2 separate regions of the Mus musculus genome follow, and region 2 is linked to region 1. A link is a loop called in an ENCODE intact Hi-C map of the cell type or tissue named here. Cell type or tissue: left cerebral cortex. All regions are shown on one strand.

What was found. A loop is a pair of places that touch in the nucleus more often than their neighbours do. Peaks named below come from ENCODE experiments on the same cell type or tissue, not always from the same donor. Only the 100,000 strongest peaks of a DNase experiment are listed, where the experiment ranks them.
Region 2: a loop joins it to region 1, with 2.8 times the contacts of the local background. A loop is called at or near these places in 2 of 42 quality-filtered maps.

What each region holds. Positions count from the first base shown.
Region 1 is chr12:4,832,488-4,840,487 of GRCm38, reverse strand. It overlaps Fkbp1b (FK506 binding protein 1b), which reads left to right. Exons shown (of 4, transcript NM_016863.4): 2 at 2,272-2,319; 3 at 5,637-5,749; 4 at 6,693-7,312. The coding sequence ends at 6,821. Among named protein-coding and RNA genes, the nearest start is that of Fkbp1b, 5.1 kb to the left of the region's middle. In left cerebral cortex, no CTCF peak of the experiment used is centred here; DNase peaks (open chromatin) are centred at 333, 741, 3,133 and 4,621.
Region 2 is chr12:4,964,413-4,972,412 of GRCm38, reverse strand. Atad2b (ATPase family, AAA domain containing 2B) reads right to left here. Exons shown (of 28, transcript NM_001362349.1): 14 at 6,413-6,572; 15 at 2,971-3,061. Among named protein-coding and RNA genes, the nearest start is that of Atad2b, 51 kb to the right of the region's middle. In left cerebral cortex, no CTCF peak of the experiment used is centred here; a DNase peak (open chromatin) is centred at 197.

The sequences.
Region 1 (8,000 bases):
TTACAAACCGAGGGCTTCCTGGAAGTACCCGATACTGCCCAGATCACTCCTTGCAGATACACGTTTCTTCCCAGGCCTTGTCACCCACACAGCCTCTGAGCTGTCTCCCCATCTTCGTTCTCCCCGCCTTCCATTTGACTTCCGTTCTCAGTCCCCTCATTTTTCTCACAGGTCCCCTAAAATGCAGAGCTTTAAGGGCCCCTCCCTCAGGAAGAAAATCATTAAAAGACTCTTCCCCCTACTTCTGCAAGCAGCTGCCCTCTTGGTGATTGCTAGGGCGGGAGGGATCCACACTGGCACTTCCTCTTTCGATACTTACTATCCATGCATCCACAACCAACTTCACCAAGCCACTTGTGAGTTGTTAAACAAACCACTCATTTAGCAGATATTTATGGAACGTGTACACTGTGTGCTGGACCTAGGGTTACAGGATGGAACCAATGGGCTCTCACTGTGACTGGACTCTAGGACCCTAAGGATTTGTGTGTTTCCTGGTGGAACCCTTGTGCTTGCTAGGCACCTGCTGTACATGAGCTACATCCCAACTCTGGATTCCAGGTTTCGAGCATGTCTTACAACTAATTCTATTTCCCAGGTCCCTTTACTTCTCCAGACAGACGCCCACCCATCTTTTAACAGCCAATTTAACTGTTTTCTGTGGGGCTTTCTCTGGCTTCCTTTGGTAGGCTCCTACAGTCCACTAACCGCTGACTGTGTTGTTATGTTCCCAAGCTCCTAATCCAGTCTCATAGCTTTCTATTCCACCCAGTTTGTTTATCCAGGGTTGGCTCTGCATCTGCCTCTGTGCAGTAAAAACTTGCATGTCTAATGGGCAGCTCAAGATTGCCACCCTCACAAATCTGTTCCTTTCCAGTTTTCTCATCTCTCAGAACAGCTCTACCACCTTCCGGTTACCCAAACCCTAATCCTTTCCCACCATTCAATGGTGAGATGGGGAGTGGGCTCCTTCCTCTCATCCACTTGCATGCCCTTGTCAGCCCTGCTTCCAAAACGTATCTCTAATCTATTTCACTCTCTTCTCTGCTAATTCATGCAACCATTGATTTCTTGTCTAGACTATAGCAACAGATGTCTAACCATCCATCCCACACTCGGGAGCTAGAGTGATCTTATAAAATCTTAATTCAGATTAGGTCATTTCCATGCTTTTAAACCCATCAGTGGTTTCCAATTGCATTTAGTATGGGACCCATCTCTGCACGCTGCGTGGTGCATCACTGTCATGTTCCTCTCCTCCATCTCACCCTCTTCCTTCCTATTCTGAAAGTGCACCAATCTTTTCCTGCTTCATGGTCTTTTGAGTTGGTTCCTTCTTAAGCAGCAGCTCAAACCTCATCTTCTTCAAAATGCCTTCCTGGCTCACCCTTTCTGAAATTGCCAGCTCTCTGTGTCTCTCTGAAATTCATCAGTGTTCATTTTCTTTAAAGGATTTATCACCATCTGTAATGATCATATTTATGTGAGCATTGTCTCCTTCCATTAGAATGTAAACCAGAGAAATGGCTCAGTGGCTAAGAGCTCTAGCTATGCATGAAGACTTGAGCCTGAATCTCCTCACTCATCCAAAAAAGCTAGGTGTGACATACACACACACACACCCCACTCCATTGCACCCCACATGACCATCCCATGTACACAAAAGAAAGAAGGTAGACCCTAGAAGAGCAGGGCTCCTGTCTTTATTGTTCTCCGATGTATCTCTGATATGAGGGCACAGGCCTGGTCATTATTGATTTCTTGTTAATGATATTCATCTTTGATGTAATCATGACTCTATAGCAATCTGAGATTTAGGTTTGTGCTTCTCTTCTTCACGGGTTCATATATTACTCTCTGTCTCTGGTCATCTGACACACAGTAGGCTATTCATGATTCTGGTCTAGCACGTAGTAGGCTATTCCTGAACACTTGTAAAATAGATGAAAGTAAGGGAGTAATTTTAGACTAGGAAATTGAGACCAGTAGCATCAAGTTCAAATACAAACCAGAAAGGAGACATTATTAGTTTGGGTTTGTTGGTTGGTTGGCTTTTTGGTTTTGTTTTGTTTTGTTAGTTTTGTTTTGACAAGGTCTCTCTATAGCCTTGGTTGTCCTGGAACTCACTATGTAGACCAGGCTGGCCTCAAATACACAGAGATCCGCCTGCCTCTGCCTCCTCAGTGCTGGGATTAAAGGCCACCACCGCCGCCCATCTTGGTGAGCTTTTCTAATACCTAACGTTTCATCTGCTTTAATCTCTCCTAACAGGAAGGACATTCCCTAAGAAGGGTCAGATATGTGTGGTGCACTACACAGGTAGGTTTCATTCTCTCAGCACTGGCCCAGGCCTGCCCCTCCCAAGGCAGGGCTGTCCTATAAGCTTCCTCAAGAGGATCTTGTCCATGGATTGCCCTCAAAGCCCAAAGTTGCCCATGACCACTTTTACTTTTTCCTTACCCACAAAGACCACCTATGGTACCAGCCTCCGAGAAAGTCAAACACCTCCAGTTTTACTACCTGTTACTCTGAACTTTCTTTTCCTGTCTGATGTTTCAGACTTATTCTGGAAGGTCTGAGCACCCTCAAAATCCCCTTTTATCCTATTTTTCCTCTTTTGTGCCTTCCCACCTCCACTGCAGTGAGAGGGATGGGGTTAGTGGCTGCATTGTCTCCAGGTGCTGGGAGAATCCAGAGGTAGTTGCTCCAAGTCTACTGTCCCTTCTTGAATGATGTGTTTGAAGACCCAGGGACCAAGGGACAGTCTATACTTATTTAGTTTATCTTATGTGTATGGATGCTTTGGCTGCATGTGTGCCGCATGTGTGCCTGGTGGAGGTGAGAGATGTCGGATCCCCTGGTACTGGAGTTCTGGATGTTTATGATCCACCATGTGGGTGCTGGGAACTGAAGTGGGGTGCTTTGGGGAAAGCAACAAGTGCTCTTAAATGCTGAGCCATCTCCCTCCTCCCGGCCCCCAGGAACATTCTAGATGAGTTCTTTAGGACTGCTGGCAGGAAGATTACTGGCAGGTGTTTGCTCTAAGAGGTGTGAGTTCTCTGCCTTGTGACTCGCTTCCTAATGTGGCAAACTCTATGGGTGACAGCCATTTAGCATACAGCAAGGCCAGCTTAATTCCTGGGACATATTCAGATGGGGCCATTTTTAGCAGTTCTCTAGGCCAGTGTGAAGCACCAGATTGGTTCTAGCAGATGACATGGCTGGTTTTTTTAACAGTTGTATCTCCAGCCGCTGATGTCAGCACAGGAGGGCTGTTTTACCTCCTAGTGATGTGGCCTAATTGCCCTGGGGCCTCTGGAGCCTCCGACCAGGGTAATTGATTTATCTGTTCTACGTGTTGTGGGCAGACCATTGTTTATCCAGTTAATGAAACCAAAGATCCTTCTGCAGAGTTTCCCGACACTGTATGCACTGAGCAGGCAGGGTGTGTTAAAGGAATCAGCTTACAAGTGGCTCTGCTTTTGGAGACCTTGTCTTGTCAAATACAGCAGGAGACTGTGTTTAGGAAGCTTCTAGTAACCTTTTAAAGAAGTAAATATAAGCTGGGCTGCTGGCCCACGCCTATAATCCCGTCACTTGGGAGTGGGAAGAAGAGGATCCAAAGTTCAAGGCCAACCTTGGCTGCATAGTGAGTTTGTGTGTCTAGTCCTGCTTAGGCTGGAAGAGGACATTAGATCCTCTGAAACTGGAATTACAAACAGTTGAGAACTGCCGTGTGGTGGCAGGAATTGAACTGAGGTCCTCTGCAGGACCTTGGCAAGGTCCTCTGGCCTTGCCATTAGTCTTTTAATAGTATCCTTTGAGCAGAAGTTCTTCATTTTTCGTAGTGATGTCATACTAGTCAGTCTTCACGCTTACATACTTTTCTGTGTTCACTTAAAGGAGTCTTTCACTCTATTGTGAAGATACTCGTGTATTCATGTTTATTTATCACATAGTAGAAATGGTGGTGGTGGTGTTTCGTTTTCTTTTCTTTTTTTTATTGTTTTGTTATTTGAGACACGGTCCCAGGTGACTGAGGTTGGCTTTGAATTTGTCCTATAGTCAAGGCTAGCCTTGAACTCCTGGTCCTCCTGCGTCCAGCTGAATCTTGGGATTACAGTGCATACCATCATGCCTAGCTACTTTGTAGAAATTCTGAATGGTAGGATGCCTACTACTCCCTTATTATTTTTATTTTATTATTCATATTTAGGTCTAGGATTCATCTAGAATTGATTCTTATGTTTAGAGGTGCTAGAGGTTTAAGTTCAGTTTTTCCCCAATGTGGATATAGGTTCAATCCAGCAATGTTAATCCAAAAAGCCATCCTTTACTTGTTGTATTAAAGAAACATCTTTGCAAAAGAAGTCAACATATTTATGTAGGCCTGTTTCTGGATTATGTAGCTTTGTCTGAAATCACAGCCTCAGATAGCTGTTACACAGTTTCCAGTAGATCCAACTTTATGAAAGCTGAAGGCATTGGGGAAATGGGAAAGGCAGTCTATAAATGGACTGTGCATGTGCACATATTCAAGCATACATTTGTCCAAGGGCCTATCTGTATGAATATATGTAGGTCTGTCGATCTAAATATTTTCTAAGCATCTGTTTGACCATCAGGGCTTCTCTCCTGTGTGTCTGTGTGTAAATGCTTGTGAGCATGCATAAATATCTCTGTGAATGTGACTATCTTAGCAACTGTGTATATGCATGAGTTTGTGTTTGATCTCTGTAGCATCCATCTGTGTGTATCTCTGGGTAGCCAGAAGGATTTTTCCTTTGCCACATTTAGAACTCAGGGCAGGAGCCCAATCTATTCTACCCAGAAGGTAGGTAAATAAGACTCCCTAGTACACATTGAAGTTGTAGGAATTCAGAAGTAAAATAATAGATGCTCAGATACTTGTAAGCTGGCAAAGCTAGATGTGTTAAATGTGGAAAATATGAGGCCTATTTCTCCAAGATCACACAGTGTTAGTGCTGATGTCAAAACCCTGTCTAACTGGGTGTGGTGTCTCACACCTGAGATTTGGCACCTGGAAACTCCTGCAAGTTCGAGGCCAGCCAGACTACATACTGAACTCCAGGCTAGCCTGGGCTACAGCCTGAAAGTAATGTGAAAGGTTTAGCAGGTATGGAGGAACTTGAGAATGGTGTGCTCTGAATAGGTAGGGAGAGGGGGTATGAGGGGAGAGAGAACTTGAAGGCAGGCATTGTTAGCCTTGGGCTTTTGGATTCTGCTCTGGGAGCTATTGAAGTTTTCTAAGCAGGGAAGGAAATATGATCAGAATTGTGGGGAAAAGGAAAATCTGCCCACCTAGAGAGAGGAAGACTGGTGAGGAGTAGACTCGACAGTTTGGAGGCTGGTCCAGTCCACAGGTGAGCAGTGGAGGTGACGCCATGACACCACAGGTGCCAGTAGCAGAAACTGAAGCTGGATTCCAAAGAGATGTAAGACTTAGGGGTGAGGCAGAGAGATGGGTCCAGGCTTCCTGCTTGACAGCAGGGCTGATGGGAGGGGCGAAGAAGAGTGGGTTTGTGTAGAAGAGGAGTTGTGTTTAGACATGCTGGGTCTAACTGCTGGTTTACTCATACCCAGGGCTCTTTTCTGCCCTCTTCTTACTTGGATAGGAATGCTTCAAAATGGCAAGAAATTTGATTCATCCAGAGACAGAAACAAACCTTTCAAGTTCAGAATTGGCAAACAGGAAGTCATCAAAGGCTTTGAAGAAGGCACTGCCCAGGTAGGCTAAGGATGGATACTAAAGGTTTTAAGGAGGCTGAGGACTCAACTAAGTGGGTTTTAGGAGGCCCTGAAACAGACATCTCTCATGCTGTCTTAACACCTCCTAGTGCTCAGCCTGGCTCTGTCCTTCTCCTCTTCTGTGACTGACATGTCTCACCCCAGGCATTCCTCCTAGGATTGCTTGAGCAGGCTGAAAAAGCCAACAAGCTGTCTGAGCTAAGAAGAGCTAGAGATGGATAAGCCAAGAAGTGCTTTGGGGTTTGCTTTTTACAGTTTTAAAGCTATTCCAGACATAAAAATATTCTATATAATTTTCACCAAATGTTAACCTATATAACCACACTGCAGTGATGCAGTAATTGAAGTAGAATATTAACATCAATACAACATTAGCCAGTCAACTCCGATTTTTGGTATTCTTTGAAACTCAAACCTCACAGCTCTCTTCCTAGCGATGTCCAGTGGGTTGACAGTGCTGGTGGGCCGTGGCTCCAGCTCTCCCTCAGAAAGTCAGAAGATGTTTCATTCCTGTAGCTCTGCCTCTATCACCTTGATGTGGCCTTAAGTCACCGAATCTTAACTGTTCCTGTCACAAATACATTCCTCAAAGGCTACCTCTGAAGAGGATCAGGAACAGCTATGAGCAGGCACAAGCATTTGAGCCATGCCATTGCTGGATAACCAATAACACTGGTTGCTTGGATGAGGCTGAGGCTACTTTGTGGCTGTTAACTGCCCTATAGTCAGGGCTATTTTGAGACAGAATCTGCATGTTTAAGATCTTAGCTAAAGTTTAGTGTGCCCCCAATACAATTAATCTCAGATCTTTGGAATTACCCTAAAGATGGTTTTGGGGGAAATGCCATAGTTATCTTACTTTTTTCTTTTAAATCAAGCTGGGTCCTCTTTCTCCTCTCCCCATCTGCCCCCATCCCTGCTAGATGAGCTTGGGGCAGAGGGCGAAGCTGACCTGCACCCCTGATGTGGCCTATGGAGCTACCGGCCACCCCGGTGTCATCCCTCCCAATGCCACCCTCATCTTTGACGTGGAGCTGCTCAGCTTAGAGTGAAGGCAGGAAGGAAATCGAGGTGGCTGGAGATGGCCCCTGCTCTGTCCTAGCCTGCTCTCTCTGCCACTGGGACGGCTCCTCCTATGTAGGGCTCTTGATCAGTGTGCTGACCCCACCGCCCCTCCACATTATCTGTCCTCTCTACCCATCGTGCTCTCTCTGTGTCAGCCATTTAATCATCCCCACACACCTCTGCTTGAGAAAACCTTAGTTCAGATCCAGACATTTCAGACTGCACATTTTGTGTGATGCATGTAGTAGCCATTCCTGATCATAGGACACAGATCTTGTTTGCACAATCTATATTGCCTTACCTGCACTTAAGCCAGACATACAAGGTGCTCAGACATGTGCTGTACATGGTTACATGGAGGGACTTGAGCCAGTTACCTTTGCTGTCATTTCTTATCTTCTGTTGGCTGCTCACTTTAAGCACTGCCCTCTGGAAATAATATGTAAAATAAAGGCTCTGTACTTGGCGTCTTCCTGTTCATCGTGTTGTGGGAGGTTCTTTAATGACACACAAGCCAACTGCCCTTGGTGAAAAAGAGTGAAAGGGGACTTCCAAGTGGCTGAGAATGTATATAACAGCTTCCTGAACAAACTGCGCGTGCCAGACCTGTGGTGAACCTTTAGACAGAGTGACAGAGCCCAGGCTGACCTAGAGCTCCCTAGCCAGCCTCCTGGCTGCTGGTATTACAGGTGCATATAGATTACTACCAGGTCTAGTTTTACTTTTTAAATAAAATTATCACAAATCCTCTAAGCAACTTTGGAAGTTAGCTTCTACCCTACTAAGCTCACCAGCTCGGAGTCCTCTGCATAAATAACCCAGCATCCTAGGAATTCCATGTGGGATTTGATCTCCCAGGGTGGCCCTGCAATTTCATGTTTGAAGAGATTGAGGGAAGAGCCTCCCTCACTAGACAGGAGCTGTGTGCACCTGAGCACATGAATATGTTAAAGGCTTGAAACCTTGGACTCACTCACTCTGGGGACCAATTTTTGAAAAAAAAAAAAAAAAGTGTGGTTCTAGGCTTGTTTTCATAGGCAACACTTTGTTACATCTGGATTTGCTCTAGTTTACCTTGAAGAATTCTGATAACAATGTAGAATGTGTGTATGTGTGTGTGCCACAGTGTGCCCGAGTGTGCCCAAACGCAGGTGCGATCCTCAGGA
Region 2 (8,000 bases), 130 kb before region 1:
ACTAGACAAAAAAAAAAAAGCAGACAATATTGTCTTTATCTGCTTGTGCGAAATTAACTGGCCTGTATCTATGGTTCTCAATTTTAAAAACTCATCAGAATGAATGCAAACTCCCAGGCTCCACAACAGTGAGTCACTCTCTGAGAGTTTAAAATTTTAAGTATGTATTTTGAGAAAAATTTAGAAATTCCTCTGATGCACAAAAAAGTTGAGAACCATTCACTTGCTTCTATATGCTTCACTGGATTCAAACACTGAACACAGTACACCAGAACGGCAATGCTCTGGGTGAACACTGGCCCTCCCTCAGGGGCTCTTGTCCTGCTCTAAGTGATAGCACACCTTGTACTCTCACAGTGTTCTAGTTTAGGAAACAGAGGATGCTGACAGAAGAAACAACCTTAAAAGTTAAACGTTTACGTTCTTGTTTTTAAAGCATCCTTTTTCAAAACCCACATTCACCATTCCTAAACAATGCTCTACTGGACACCAACAGACTGAAGAAACATGGTTCTTTCATGTTACTATTAGGTTATAATTTTGTTTGTTTGTTTGTTGGTTGGTTGGTTGGTTGGTTGGTTGGTTGGTTTTTCCAGACAGGGTTTCTCTGTGTAGCCCTGGCTGTCCTGGAACTCACTCTGTAGACCAGGCTGGCCTCGAACTCAGAAATCCGCCTGCCTCTGCCTCCCGAGTGCTGGGATTAAAGGCATGCACCACCCCCGCCCGGCTAGGTTATAATTTTTGTAAAGATTGAAAATATAACTATAAAGGGTTAGGTTAGAAAAAAGGATCAATATTTTTATGAGGATTTCTTTAGAAAAATTACAAACAAAATGAAAGCCCCAAATACAGATATTTCATAGACATGTTTTCGTTGTTTTAAGCCTCTCACTGAAAATAAACAGAAAACATTAGATAATCCGTTTTATTAATTGTAAGCTATTTTTTGTATAAATGTTGACACCAGCTTTTTATGAAATTTCTTTATTACTTAAAAAGAATACCTGATATGCATGCAAAAGCCTCCAAGGTATCTCAAGTCAAAGTCCATAGCCTATAAAAGGCCAACTATCCTTGCAGATATTCACCAAGACTGCATAATCTTTGTTAGGCATAAATCCCACTGAACTGAAACCATACATGTTAAAACATATTTGAGGTATATAGTAATATTCAAAATAAATTTAAAATAGTAGTTCTAATAGGACAGTAGTTCTATTCCTACTTGAAGATCTGCATTTGACCATTCTTAACATGAACTGGTTTCTTAAATGAAATCAATGCCATAACTGAACACACAACCATTTAATTTCACTGGAATTTTATTTAACTCTCCAAAAAGCCAATGGTATATAAACATATCTCATACATACTGCCACCCCACAAAAAGAGGAAAAGCAAGAGAAGTTTCAGTCCAGTAAGAAATTACATTGTAAATGTCTTTTAAAGACCAACTGCATGCTAAAGTAAGTCACTTGGAAAAGTGCAGAATACTGACTGACCTTTTGAAACACATATGAAAACTGAAACTCAAATATTAAGATAAAGAATTAAACTTCAGTGTGTAACATTTCAGATGAAAGGCAGGGTAATAGAAAGTTATTTTAGAATAGCTAGGGATTTCTCACTTCTTGAAGACAACTATGAACTTCAACTAAGGCTCATCCTGTGACAGATTCACAGAAAAATCTACAAAAGCTCCCAGTCTGATCTGAACTCTAATACCATAATATGATAAATAAAGGGGAGAGGGATCAAAAAGGAAAGACTGGGTTCTGTTTTGTTTTGTTTCGTTTTAACCAAGTACCACCCTCTCCCATAAAGCAGCACAAGGCTTTGCAAAGATCAAGCCAATGTACATGAAATGGGTCTGGCGCATGCTCTCTTATACCAGGCAAAGCTTAAATTGGGGTAGTGCTGGAGAGATTTACGTTTTCTCCTCACCAGAAGATGTCGAGGTCTTTGTGGTTCAAAAGCTGAGGGATGCTGCTTCGGAGATGGAAGTCCCTGTGGATGAAGAGGATAATTCGGATGTAGCTAACTGAATGGACTAATGTTCTATTTAAGTTTTAATTATTTGATAGTGGATCACAATGAAATTTTTTTTAACTAAGTTGATGTTTTTGGTTTTGGTAACTTTGAAGTTTTCCCAAGTAGATATCATTAATGGATTTATTTGAGGGATTTCTTCATAATGCTTAAAATATTCATGGAGATAGGTAGTTTTTTATTTGTTTTTTATATTTTGCAGAGTATGGGGAAAAAAAACCATGAAATGGGTTTAGTGCATGCTCTCTTGCCAGGAAGAAGGAAGAATGAGGGAACTTTCCTTTGTGTACATTCAGTTACTACTAACCTCCTATTTCAGACCTAATTAGAAGAGAGAAAGCCTCGAATTCCATCTCCTGTGGTTATCAGTGCTCTCATCCTCTTAGAACATCAATGGTTATTTATTCTGTGGGTGACATTTTTCTACTGTGATGTATTTAAATTAAGTTGAAAAGTTTTATATTTGAGGCAAATAGCAGTAAGGATTTTCTTTGCTGGCCCCTCCCACCCAGCTCTCTCTAGACTGCAGGAACAGAGCTGAGCCCGACAGCTCTATCCAGGACGCATGGGAGGCCACAGTGCTCATCCACATGGGCCTTTTCTCTTATGCTTGTCTTTCTTAGTAACATTTCTGAGAAGGGATAATTCCTAAGAGGAGACTGTAGTAATATGAAGGATGTTCAGCATTCAATGAAACCCATGTGACTTCTAAGCTTTGTTCACCAAACACCTCACATGATGAGAATTCAATCCATGAAACTTTAAGTGAAACGATTGTATAACTTTTAAATATGAATTCAGAGCCGTCTATCACACAGTTAAAGACATACAACTGTACTCATTCACATTTCAACATAAAGGGAAAGGCACACGGAGTAGGACAAGCAGAGACAGGCGAAGAGTTCAAATAGGAGCACTCACCAACACATTTTTCTGCCAATTCTCCTAAAAATGCATCAGACAGTTTTGGGTTCCAGTCCCTGGTGTGGATCTGCAAGATGTGCTTTCTGGCCTAAGAAGAAGAGTACAGCGGCGTAAGACAGCACCAACTTCTCATGGGTTTGCTGTAACAAATTCTGACTGTAACCCCACACTAAGCTGTTCTCTGTTTTAAAAGAATTTTAAACACCTTGGCATTCACATCAACCTGTTTGTTATAAAACCTAAGATTTTGGGGGCTGGAGAGATGGTTCAGCAGTCAAGAGCACTGGCTGCTCTTCCAGAGGTCCTGAGTTCAATTCCCAGCAACCACACGGTGGCTCACAACCATGTAATGGAATCTGATGCCCTCTTCAGGTGTGTCTGAAGACAGTGACAGTGTGCTCACATATATACATAAAAAGAAAACTTAAAAACAGAAACAAAAACCCTACAACTTTTATCTCTGTTTCATGAGTTTAGACAATTCATGTTCTAAGAGGTAAAAAGAAGCTTCATTAGTGACATTAAATAGTGAATCACTAATGTGTGACAAGAAGCTAAAACTAAATGTTACGTTCCTACATGCCTCCTTTTCTATTTTATTTATTATTAGTGGTGGGAGGTAGGGAGGGGTGTGCACACACACTATATCACAGAAAAACTCTTGGGATCATCTCTGCTCCAACTATGGAGTCTGGGGATCAAACTCATGTCATCAGAATTCCACGACAAGTGCTCTTCTCATAAGCCATCAACAGCCCTAGACTGCTTTTACAGCAATACTTTTTGAACATTGCCTCCAATTTCTTCTAATGAAATTTATGCAACCACAGTGAGAATCACTGGTAACTTAAATGTGTTGCTAAATACAATGTCTGAACTTTTTTCTCTTCTCAGTTACAAGTGCAAATTGATCACAGCATGGTCTATTCATTTGGCTTCAAGAACATCTACCTATTCTTGTATTCCTCACCCACTGCCTATTCTGTAGGACAGAAGATGAGGTAGGTCATCTAGTCTCATGGACTTAAATACTATGAAAGAGCAGAAGTCAGCATAGATCTCTTCCAGAAGCCAGGCCGAAGAACACTGGCAATGTCTCTATGAAGAAAACATATCCCCATGAACTGGTAGGGCCGCAACCCTGGGCTTAGCCTGTTGTTGGAAATCACAAACTGATAATTCTCTGTATCAAAACAGAATGTACCCATATCTCCTACAACTAAATTGACCTCTGGGCCCTGAACTGTTGTGGTAGCTGCACCTGAGCAATGAAAGTGAGACTATATCCCAAGGCTCAGGGAACATCACAGAAGGGCCAGACAGGATGGGAGAGTGAAGAGGGTGAGTGTTGTGGAATGCTACATCCTGATATGGTGAGGCTACTGAATTCATGAAGTCACAGCAGCAGTCATTACTGGCACAAGAAAGGCAAAGAATAAAAGAGGGCTGCAGAAAGCCCCACACCTGATTGAGAAGCTATTGGGGGCATGGACACTGGTAGATTGCCATGTTTCAGTGAATGGCCCCAAACCCATTTATTATGTGTATATGCACAGCACTAAGTAGACCCAATGAGATAGTGTTTTAAAGGGGTGGGGAGAACGCAAAGTAGAAAAGAAAAGGGATGCTACTGAGGGAGGATCCAGGACAATCTGAAGGAAGAAAATTGTGGGTGGATATGATCAAAACATATTATATACAATTATGAAATTATCAAAGAATAAATTTAAAATACTTGTAAAAGAGCAAGAGAGGCTATATAGGTAGCATTCTGAAGCCTTTCGATTCGTGTGTGGATCCAAATCTAAGTCAATGACAAGTAGTTATGCTGGCAGACAGCAACTGAGGCATCAAAATAGCCTACAAAAGGTAAGATTGGCTGGCACTCCTAATCTCCACATCTGCTCTCTGTATGTAGACCAGGCATTTCACAGACAGCGATATACATTCCTAGTGTATCCTCTGTAATATGAGTTCTCCGTGGAAATTTAAGAAATAAATTAACACAAAAACATAATTACAACTATGAAGGAAAGAACTTTTTATAATTTACTAAAAGCCATTTTGTATAACAAATAACCATATATTATTCTGTCTCTAGGGGACACTTTTTAAATACCTCAACATAATGAACAATATTTACTGCTTTTAACTAACTAGACTTCATACGTTAACTATGAAACTTTAGTACAGGATATTTATGAACATAGTTTTAGGGAGGGTGGCTGTAGAGCTGGCTCAGCCCTGGATGCTCCATCTGTAACTTCAATTTTAGGGGATCCAGTACCCTCTTCTGGCCTCCGCAAGAACCAGGCATGCACTCAGTACACTTACATACATGCAGGCAAAATACTCATCTAATAAAATAAAAATGAATGTTTTTAAAAGTTTATTGGGGAAAATACCTAGTTTGGTCAACTATAGACATATAACAAGTAAATGTGATAACGGAGTCAACGAGGGTATGAGTGTCAAAGAGGCATCTGCATAGACCCGACCAGGAAGTTCCCTTTCCCTGAGATTCTTGAGCACTGTGATGACTGCTAGTAGAACAAGAATGAACTGTTCAATAATTACATATAGATAGTTGGCTGCTGTTATTCCAGTTGTTCTGAGATACCATGAAACCCAAGCTGGCCACAACCTTAGAATTCTCATGCTTCAGTCCCAAAGTGCTAGGAGTACAGGCAAGCATTAACAAGGAGTGCTACACAGAATTTTTTAAGTATTAACTAAGATAGCCCATAAGCAAAAATTAGTGAAAATACAACCTTCAAAGCTTCTGCTGCTGAACTTTGGGGGCAGGTTACTGGGGCCTGCTGGGAACAGAACTTCTAAAAGGCAACTATGTCTGCAAGGCTGTAGTGTAAGGCCATTTTTGCTGGCTATAAGCGAGGTCTCTGGAACCAAAGAAAGCACACAGCTCTTCTTAAAATTGGAGATGTTTATAGTCAGGTGTTTATAGTCAGGTATTTATAGTCAGGATGAAACTGAGTTCTACTTGGGCAAGAAATATGTTGACGTGTAGAGAGAGAGAAAAACCAAAAACAAACAAACAAACAAACAAAACCCAATACAGTGACTTCCTGGACAAACCAAACAAACTCAAAGTAATTTAGGGAAAGGTAAATTAGGCCCAGGAAGCAGTAGCATGGCTAGTGCCAAATTCCAATGCGTCCTTCCTGCAAAGACATTGGCACAGAATCATGAGATGCTGTAGCCTCTACTGGAAAGTAAAGAAAGCAAAGTGTGGCAAGGGGTATCACCTTCAAAGTATATGCTTTGTAACCGAGTTACATGTGTGTATGTGTGTGTGTGTGTGTGTGTGTATACGTGTTCATGTGTGTATACATGTATATACACACACATACATATACCACACTTACACACACACACACACACACACACACACATATCAACAACAACAAAAACCCCTTACCCTTTGATCAGGCAGGTTGAAAAGAAATTCTCTGTCAAAACGACCAGGTCTCCTGAGTGCAGGATCAATAGAGTCAAGTCTGTTTGTAGCACCAATAACAACAATTTCACCTCTATTATCTAATCCATCCATAAGGGCAAGGAGGGTTGACACTATAGAGCTGTTTAAAAAAGAAAAGGCCATGCAAAACTTAATGAAAAAAAAGTAAACATTCTTGTTAGTAATAATGTCTTAAATACTAACACAATAATTGTACCACAAATATATATTAAGGAAGCACGGTGGGAACAATAATGAAAGTGCACAGGAGGCTGGGGAGGGTTGCAGTACTCTATTTGTTAGCAGAGAGCAATCTTGGTGTTGTCCATTTGTTTCTCCGTCTAGAAATGTATGGTCTCTGCAGTTCCCCTATTTCTAGCAATGGTGGTTTTCTTAGTTTGCCAACTGTTCTCACTCCTATTCTTTATTTTTATTGCTGAAACAATTTCTGGAAAGCATAAACCATGTCAAAAATAATTTTCTGTCCCAAACACACTATTCTAGCTGTGTTTAAAAACGTACAAACGAAAGGGAAATGTGAGATATTATTTATTTTAGGGAATATCTATGATTTATGTTTTCTAATTGAATGGCTGAAATTTTATGATATAGGCATCTTACCTAGAAATAAAGTGAGCTAGTATCTTTAATTATAAAATTATGTTTAACCGCTGGTCTCATTTAAATCTGATATGACCCACACAGGCTCATGTTTTGGATGCTTGGTCTTCTACAAACAGTACTGCTGCATTCTGATCTTCTCTTTAAGTTTGTAGACCATTTAGAGTTGGCTTCATATAGAATGGGAAATCTGGGTGAAGTTTGAACTGAGGAAATACAAGTTCCTTGTATGTATCGTACCATTTATAAAAGAGTTGTGATTCTTTTCTTTTCTTTTCTTTTCTTTTCTTTTCTTTTTTTTTTTTTTTTTTTTTTTTTTGGTTTTTCGAGACAGGGTTTCTCTGTGTAGCCCTGGCTGTCCTGGAACTCTCTGTAGACCAGGCTGGCCTCGAACTCAGAAATCTGCCTGCCTCTGCCCCCCAAGTGCTGGATTAAAGGCATTCGGCAACACTGCCCAGCCTAAGAGTTTCTTAAATATTTGACTTTAACACTTCTGTTGGAAATCAGCTGACTATATACACATTGGTTCATTTCTGGCATCTCTTCTATTCAATTGGTCTGTGTGATTTTCTTTAGCCAATAGCAGCTTATTTGGGTTATAACACTTCAACAGTATGTCTTGAAATTAGGTGTTATAATACTTGTAGTTTTCTAGTCTACAGGATTCCTGATGATTCCGGGTGTTTGTGCTTTCATATCAATTTTAAGGCTGTCTTTATCTAGTTTTCTCAAGAATGTCAATAGTATTTGGAGGGGATTACATTGATGTGTAACAAACATACTTTGAGGAAAATGAAGTAACCTACTTCCTCAATTACCCACCACTCCCTACTTTTGACCACCTCCCAATTTGCATGACATTAGGAGTCTATTAAGGAATTGACCTGTTGCTTAGAGTTCCCAGGGTTACTTCTTGGAAATCAATTAT